2 separate regions of the Homo sapiens genome follow, and region 1 is linked to region 2. Evidence: chromatin loops called from intact Hi-C (ENCODE). Cell type or tissue: Calu3. All regions are shown on one strand. Region 1 has its middle 570 kb from the start of LINC01478. Region 2 has its middle 450 kb from the start of LINC01478.

Evidence for each region. Hi-C counts contacts between places; a loop is a spot of excess contacts. Peaks named below come from ENCODE experiments on the same cell type or tissue, not always from the same donor. Only the 100,000 strongest peaks of a DNase experiment are listed, where the experiment ranks them.
Region 1: a loop joins it to region 2, with 2.3 times the contacts of the local background. A loop is called at or near these places in 2 of 110 quality-filtered maps.

Annotation. Positions count from the first base shown.
Region 1 is chr18:43,960,222-43,965,221 of GRCh38, forward strand. No RefSeq gene overlaps it. Among named protein-coding and RNA genes, the nearest start is that of LINC01478, 570 kb to the right of the region's middle. In Calu3, no CTCF peak of the experiment used is centred here; no DNase peak of the experiment used is centred here.
Region 2 is chr18:44,077,595-44,082,594 of GRCh38, forward strand. No RefSeq gene overlaps it. Among named protein-coding and RNA genes, the nearest start is that of LINC01478, 450 kb to the right of the region's middle. In Calu3, no CTCF peak of the experiment used is centred here; a DNase peak (open chromatin) is centred at 2,227.

The sequences.
Region 1 (5,000 bases), 120 kb before region 2:
GTCTGCCTCAGCCTCCCAAAGTGCTGGGATTAGAGGCGTGATCCACCATGCCCAGCCACAGGCTCTTATTTTAAAAGTCTGTTATCAATTCTCTATTTACCTCCAATATAATTTTAAGGCAATATTTAACTACCATCTTTTTCTTTGTTACCTTTGTGAGTGCCATTGATTCTATCTAAAATACCCTTTCTCTTTCTTCACTATATCCTCGGCTCATTTATGTGTTTCAGACCCCCGAGTGATCTAAAGAGCTCTATTAGCAGATGGAATAGACAGGTGAGAAAAGGATTTATCAGTTGTACTCATACATGGCCTCACCAAATTGCACTTCAACCAACCAACTAAACTTTTCATCTGTTTTACATATTGGGTTTCCTTGTAGGAGTTCATTCGAAAAAAGAGTTTTCTACACTTAAAAAAATTCAACACCACTGAGCTTCTCTGCCATCTGTTAGATTTCTGATTATCTTGGATAGTCCACTTGCATAATGAAAATCTAGGGCATGTAAAATATTTTTGGAGATTTTTTTCCACTCATTTATTGGTGAACTTGGAAAACTCAGGAAGAAGGATACATCAATAATTATAATGTCCTATATAAGCGTGTTTTCTAAACCATGATTGGGCAACATTTCTGTAATCATTTCCATTATGTTTGTACATTCGGTAAATGAACTCCGAACCTCTAGGGGTTCTATGGAAATTCAATGAGTCACATAAAGTGGGATAGAAATTTTTAATTTTAAAAGATTTCTCTGGGAAGGGGGTCCATGAGTTTATTACAGTCTCAAAATATTCAAGATAACAAAATGTTTAAGTATTGACCCTGTTCAGGGAAAAATAAAAGGCAAATGAGTAAGAGGAAATTTATCTGCCTTTAAAAATATAAATTCAATATGATAAAAGGCAAGAAAACTACCACAGTAAATTACCACAGAAAATTACCACATAAGGAACTTGAATGCCGTTTAATTGTCCCCCAACAATTTACAATTTCTTTCATCCCATTCTATCCAGTCTTGTTTCATATAAAAGAAAGAATTAAAAACATGAACATATGGTCTATTCTTGCATAAGTTAGTTTAAGATATGGACAAAACTTACTTTGTTAAGCAGTACCTTGGAGGTCAGAGCAAAAAACTTTCTTGATCACTAGCAGGAGGAGATGAGAAAGTATCTGGACGTTTACACTGAGTAAGAGATTCATTGTCTGATATCCCCCAAAATGGATAGATTTCCTATAGATTGATTGCAGATACTTTACAAGTATCAGTAAATATGGAGTTATTTTTAACAAAGACACATAATTGTTAGTTTCATTTGAATGATATCAAAAACAATTAATTTTTATTATGGAAAAGACATCTAAAGCTTTGATTCATCACCAATAGTCTGTTGTGGAAGAAACTACTCTCCATAAAGGGCTAACTCTGTGTGCAATACATTTCTGCCCCCTCTCCCAACTGACTACTATCTACAGCCCATAACTTATGAAACCATTAGTGAACCCCAATTTTCAAAGGGTCTATTATGTTTCCTTTCCAAGGAAATTGGGGTTTTGAAACCTTAAGAATCAATCAATCAACTAATGGTAAGCTCTAAAAATAAAAAGTCACGTTAAGTTTGTGTGTGACTAAGCTCCAGGGCAAACAAAATGCATGAGCAAGTCCCAGAAAGCCCAGGGACTATGAGGAAGTACATGAGAAAATGACCAGAAATGCAAAATACACTTCAATGAGAGACTAAGGAAATACGTGTTGTTCCTACTTTCAATTTCTATATGCCTCGTGATACTTGATTGTTCACAGGATTACCTCCTGAAATCTTTAATTAAGCAACTTTGTACTTGAGTCTTTTTGAATATGTCCAGTTCCTTGCAACCTGTTATGGTCTGAATGTTTGTATGCCTCCAAGTTAATGTTGAAATCCTAACCTCTGAAGTGGTGGTGTTAGGAAAAGTGGGTTTTTTGAGAAGTTATGAAGGCAGAGCCCTCATGAATGGGATTAGTGCCCTTATAAAAGAGACCCCAGAGGGACCCTTCCCTTTCCTCTTCCACATATGAATATGTAGCCAGAAAGCACCATCTATAAGGAATGGGTCCTCACTAGACACCTGATCTGTCCACTCATGGTTTAGAATTTCCCAGCCTGAAGGACTGTGAGAATAAATTTCTCTTGTTTATGAGTTACATTGTCTGTGATATTTTGGTATAGCATCCTGAGTGGGCTATGATACAGCTGAAGACATCAAGACAACTCATGCTTCTTTCCAGCCTTGAGCACTTAACTTGTATGTTGTGAAAAATATATATATAAAATATATGTGTATATTATATATAATATATGTGTGTGTATATATATATGTATGTATATATAATCTAGGGAATTGAGTTATAAGGAACTGTTGTAATAGCTTGGAAAGGAGAATATATATGTACCTTTGATTTCAAATACAAATATACATATACAGATATACACATACATGCTGTATATATGTGTAAACACAAACACATGCATGCACACACATACAAGATATACAAATACAAATTAGGTATTGGATGTGGTGGTCCTGAGAATGCTTCCTACCCCTATGGATCAAAAGAATCCTAAATAATGATACTGCAATCACTACTAAAATTACTACTACTGTTGCTACTACCCATAATACTCCTGCTAGTAAAACACAAAATCATCTTATCTCACAACATTCTGCAATATTTGAGTGCTTTCAAGTCCAGCTCCTCATCTGGGTCCCTTGAAAAGCCAGTGAGGTTAGTGTAGATGACATGTGTATATCCTTTAGACTGGTGAGGAGACTAAGACTAGTAAAATCAAATATTCTGACTTCCTCTCACCTTTTCATCACATCACAGAAATATTTCCATCCAACTTTTCAGCTGAAGTTAACTCTAAATTGAAAAATACTAAAATCCTTTGAAAATTCATTCTTTGATGTGAAGAGACTCAGATGAGAAGATAAAGATGGAATAACCAAAATCCATCTCATTCTTAGAAGTTTCAAAACCCAGTCCCTAGTGCAATGAGGAAGGATGGTAAAGTATTTTAAAAATGCTATCTATTATCTATTTCAGCAGTGATTATCTACTACACACCAGCTGTATGTTCATTATTGTGCTAAGAACTGAAGGTAATACAAGGAATGATAAGCCTGCTTTTGAGGGATTTTCTATAAGTGAACAACAACTAAGAAGCATATTTAAGCTTAGGTTTTGGAGGACTGTGGATAGGAGAGAAATTGATATGGGCATAAAGAGCCAATAAAGGGTGTAACAAAGGTGCGAATGGAATATAACATAAAATACACTATGAGGTATATTTAGACAGAAATGATTTTATTCTCTAAACGTTACTGATTATTGGCTGATTTTGAATACTTATGTCTTAGAAACATGAGTCTAATTATTGAATAGAATATGACTGGGAAAGAAAGATTAGCAAATGCGCAATTAGTGAGAAGATAATTATCAAAAATAATTGAAGCAAACATTTTAAGCCTGTGTTGGAAAACAATGGTAGTGAATAAATAAATAGGGAAAAGCACTAAAATCATATAATTTTTTAGTTAATCACACCTAACAGTTTATGATATACTAGTTCAATAATTTTATAGACAGGAATGGTATCGAATATATCATAGAATGACAGAATTTTGACTTAAATTTTTTGAGACTATGTCACTCATTTCCCTAATTTTAGAAATGTAAAACTGAGGCCACAAATTATAAAGTCGTTTGCACAATATAGCAGAGTTTACCAGCTATTTTGGGACCAGAACCCAGCTATAGTGCCTTCTCTTATGTTTACACTTCTTTTTAAAATTTATGTTGTTCTACATGCATCAGGTTTATTACAGTATATCAAAAGATAAGTTTGGAAGGCATTGTGTTATGCAAAACTCAAACAGCATTATTCTATCTTTCTGTGATTCATCTGCTGAATGATTCCACCTATCCAATCATTATTATAATAGAGACTCTACTACCAGACAAATATTGTGTTGTAATACATTTCTTTCTTTTTCTAACATTTAGCTGATTAAGAAATCATTCTTTCTAGAAAGATGCTCAGTGACATTTGAATATATTAGTTTCCTTGACATTATAATTTGGAAACCAAATAATAGGATCATTAAAAAATGAGTTCAACACTTAAAAGCACCTGCTTTCAAATTTAAGATTATAGAGCTTTGGAATATAGGAGGAAATAAATAGTGCTGCATATATATATAAATAAATAGTGCTAAATAAATAAATAGTGCTGCATATATATGCTGCATTCTATATATACATATATGAAGCACTGTTTATTTACATATATATATGAAGCACTGTTTATTTACATATATATAAATATCTTTCACTCCAAATCAATGGAAACTGAGGACTTCAGGGATATGGCTTAAGATACAGCATTATGGAGGCTATTTGGAGGTTAACACAAGGGGAATTTCAGTGCTTAATGAGATGAGATTAAGAAAGCTAATGTGATATTTTTCATATTTCAATATATCGCAGAGTCATATGGACTATTACAACTACTGCCTGAGGCAACCTGTGAGATATACATCTCATCAGGCTAAAACCATTCTATTGAGGTCACCATGTAAACAGTTAATGATGCAGAAACTCTCTAGGGATTCATTGACTGAGCACATTTAGATGAGTTCTATAGAAGTGTACAATCAGCAGTGGGGGAATTATGTCAATGAAACTTTAAAGGAAGCTGTAGACATTCAAGATTCCCTATATTCAATGAGATGTTCATAATTAATTTCCTTTTTTCTTAGGACATGTAATAGTTTGACTATAACTTTTTATTATATGCATTAAAAGTAAACTGAAAGGTCACACAACATATTAACTTCCCAGTCTGGTTGAATGGAAGAGATTTGAGTTGCCAACTTCTTTTAGATCGGCTGGGCAGTTTCAGGGAATTGGTTCCTGTTTAATTCTACAATACACACATAATGAACAATCATT
Region 2 (5,000 bases):
TAATCAGTACATAAAACCTGTAAGAAAGGTAAGAATATCTGTTTGAAAAGAAAAATGTGTGGCTAAGTAAGTTGAGTTTCTGATATTCTTACAATTGGATCCATTTGGCTGAATTGAAACACTTCGTATTTTTTTACTCCATCTAATGAGTTCTTCATTGTTAGTGCAAACATCTTTCTTGTCACAAAACTCTAAATTCTTAAAGAAATACATCTTTTATGACCCTCGGCCTCTAAACAGTAATATTTATAGAGTATTTTCTCTTAAAACAAATGCTTGAACTGATTAAAGGGAGATGAATTCCTAGCACATCAGGTGAGAACATCCAGTAAAAGATTTAAATTCCTTTATAAATCTGAACAGAGTTAGTGGGGGCTGGGGGATGTGGGTTTAGATATAGAATTACATTTTGAATTTGAGTCAATGTTAAAATTCCATTCTAATTATGCTTGGAGTCATACCTACTGAAGGTTACAACTTTCCTTTAACAACAAGGAAATCCTTTGTCTTTTCTACAGGTTCACAGAGTATAGTGTTTTAGCTCTCACATTATCTCACTGCTTCACTAGAATTTCAAATACTTGATTCTCCTTAGAAACAAATGTCATGGTATTAACTGTATATATTAATAATAATACATAATATATAATACAATTTTTGAAGCATCACAACTTCCAAATAGCATACTAAAACTCATGTCCAAAATATGTTAACCATATATATATATACACACACATATAGTTTTATATATATATATGTGTGTATATATATACATATATATATATATACACACATACACACACAAACACACACACTTATGTAGTGTTCCCTCATTATCCATCCATGGGTCATACTTTCCAAGACCTCCAGTAGATGCCTGAAACCAGGGATAGTACTGAACCCTGTATATATCCTATACTATATATGTGTATATATATACTATATACTACATGTGTGTATATATATACTATATAATATATATGTGTGTATATATACTGTATACTATATATGTGTATATATACACTATATAGACTATATATGTATGTATATATGTATATATGTATATACTATACAGTATATACAGTATATATACTATATACAGTATGCTGTATATAGTATATATACTATATACAGCATGCTGTATATAGTATATATACAGTATATATACTATATACAGTATATGTATACAGTATACAGTATACTGTATATATACTATACATTATATACCATAGTATATACTATATATACTATACATTATAAATAGTACATATAATGTATACTATATAGTGTATATATACCATATACTATATAGTGTATATATACCATATACTATATAGTGTATAAATACTGTATATACTATATAGTATATATAGTATATACTATACTATATAGTGAATATATAGTATATACTATACTATATATACACTATATAGTACTATATATACTATATATACACTATATAGTATATATATTCTATATATACTGTATATAGTGTATATATACTATATACACTATATAGTATATATACACTATATACAGTATATATACTATAAATACTATATATACATTATACTGTATACAGTATATACTATATAGTATAATGTATATACAGTATAGTATATAGTATACTATATACTATACTATATATAGTATATATACTATATATGCTATACATTATATACTATAGTATATACTATATATGCTATACATTATATACTATAGTATATACTATATATGCTATACATTATATACTATAGTATATACTATATATGCTATACATTATATACTATAGTATATACTATATATACTATACATTATATATAGTATATATATACTGTATACTTGTATACTATATAAGTATGGCTCTGTAAACAATAAATTTTTTTTTCTGTCATCTCTTCTGTTTTTTTACATAAAATAAGTCTGAGCTACATTTTCCAGGTCCAATATATGTCCTTTAGGGTTTGTCTGGGGTCTGGGTTTCTTCTAAGTGTGATATAGTCAGTCCTAAGTCCTCAATGTCCAAATGAGTGCTCAAGTTCCAGCCTGAGATCTGAGTTTTCACCCAGAAGGATGAAGAAAGGATCAATAATGTCATGTAAAGTAATCCAGTTGTATTTTAATGTGGTTTCTTAGAAGTTTTCTATACAATCTTTCTGCTTACACTGACTCATCACTTTGCTATCCTATTTGCAAGGGACGTGAATAATACAGTCTTTATTCCAGGAGGCCACATGTCCAGCTCAATTCTGGCAATCTATTACTAAAGAAGGAGAAAGGAGATAAGAGAGTAGATGACTTGCAGTTTCAACTACACAAGTAAATCCAAGGCCTGGACAGATAATAAGGTGTAACTTCCACATTTTAGAGCTATAATTCTATAATCTTTGTCTATACAAACATATAAAAAATCTTCACCATATGCACATGCACACATATATTTAACCTGCCTGTCAAATTTGTGAATATGAAAATCTAGCATAAAAACATAATCTTTTTGATATGCATAGCTTTTTAAAAATAACATTTCCATGAGGCATCAAAGCTTTAATATCTACAACATTCCTAAATAGGGAAAAAAAATTACACATACCACAGAGCTCAGAACCTGCTATCAATTCCATTCACAGTGGCAGAATGGCTTTAATAGCAAAGACATTTATGAGTCATAAATTACCATTTATAAATGCAGTGTTTAGTGTTCATTTCAATGGACGACATATGGTCTCAACATTTCCAAATAGCTTGAACTGATAAATAGGCCACCAAAGTGGTTCAATTTGTTAAAATGCTAACACATTAACTCCTGCAGAAGTTGGGCTGCAGGTTTGCATCTGAAATGCTGAGCACTGACTTTGAGATTGCAAGATGCTACCTTTGGAAACTTGGCCAGGATTTATGAAGAGGATCTCACAGTCCATTTCTCATCATGATTTATATGATTTCTTGCAGGGAGACTTAGTGATCCATTGAGAATAACCCAACTCATTTGCCTTCATATTTCAGAATGAGACTGCCCATAACACCAACAATGCCCTACTGTTTTAATTGAACTATATCTGAGTTATATCTAGTGGACATAATTGGGGAACAGAATGTTCCAATATATTTTAGTACAAATTACTGGAATTATTTGGCTCTTCCAAGGGGAAAGGAAAGAACCAGAAGGAAGATGTCTTACTTATAGTTAGCACATTTATATTAAAAATGAATTTAAAGGGTCCAATATGTGAGGAGCTTTGAGATTGTCACTTTTTTCCAACAAATATCTGAACAAACTGAAAAACAAAAATCCTCTTGAATCTATTGAAGAACTTAGGTCACAGGGAAAACTGCTGTCTCCAAAACTGGAGAGTCAAATAGACAGATACAGAAATTCAAAACTTTCCAGAATGGAGACCAGCAAGCAGAAGATTCTGAGGGAGCAACTACTGGGATAGGAAAACTAGAACTCTAATTGACAAATTGCTGAAATCTCAGTGCAGAGAAGTCTGAGAATTGTGAAATCCATGGACCCAGGCTTAAGGTAGTACACCCACATGTCTGTGAGTTCTGCCTCAAGGAACTCTACCAGAACTTCAAAGTGAATGCTATAGAAAAATCTCTCTATGCTTCTGGGAGGATAGGGAAAAATTAACTCTTTTGAAATAACTCAGAGAATTATGTTATTCTTAATAAGAACTATCTTTAAGAGAAGTTATTTTACCATTGCCTAACCTATTGGGGTTTTATCAGGATCTGAGTGAATTGAGGGAAGGGAATTACCCAACTCATTTTCCTCTATCCATCCTTGTGGAAGAAAGGAAATGCCCAATTCCAGCCATCTCTAACCATACTGTCCCACCTGAGAGGAAAAAGACTGAAGTATGTGTGAAGTTTACAGTCTGAGCAGTCTCACTCAAACTCTGACATAATCATAGGACTACAGAATGATTCCCTTCTTCTACACCTTACTGCAATATTACTTAAGGCATATATGCTGCAGTTCCTTTTACACACTACATCATGTCTGGTTACCAACAAAAAATTTCAATGCTACTCAAAGGAAAAATAACTCACAGTTTGAAGAGATAGAGCAAGCATTAGAATAGGACTCAAGTATGGAAGGAATGTTGGAATTATCAAATCAGGATATTAAAATAACTGATTAATATGTAATGTTTCTAAAGGAAAAAGTAAACAACATGTAAGAACCAAATAGGTATTAGCGACAGAGAGGAAGAAATCGTAAGAAAGAATCAAGAAGAAATGCTAGAGATCAAAAACACTGTAACAGAAATGAAGAAGGATCTTGAATGGTTCATTAATGACTGGATACAGCTGAGGAAAGAATCTCTGAAATTGAAGATGTCTCAATAGGAATGCCAAACAGGAAAAAGAAAAAAAAAAAGAGAGAGAAAGGATAAAATAGTTAAAATATCCAGGAACCGTGGGACAACTGAAAATGGTGTAACCTACATGTAACGGGAAGACCAGAAAGAAAGGAAAGAGAAAAAGAAACAGAAGAAATAGTTGAAACAGTAATGATTGAGAATTTACCCAAATTAATGTCAGATATCAAATCAAAATTCCAGGAGTCTCGGAAAACACCATGCAAGATAAATGCCAAAATGACAACAACAAAAAACAATCAACCAATCAACCAACCAAGAAACAAAAAAATCCACTTACATATATATTTAAATTCCAAAAAATCAAAAACAAAACCAAAAATACTGAAAAGTCCAAGGGGAGTTGGGAAATATCTTACCTATGCAGTAGCTAAGTTAGAATTGCATCTGCTTTTGCTCAGAAACTATGCAAGCAAGAAGAGAATGAAGTGAAATATTCTAATTTAAATACATTTTTGCTATTGTCTTGAACAAATTTCTATTTGATCAACTAAGAATAAGAAAAAATTAAAATTTTTTAAAAAGATATAAGTGCAATGAAAGTATATATAAGTATATAAATAAAATGACAGTAATGACACAAGAAATGGGATGGAAGAATTAGAAATA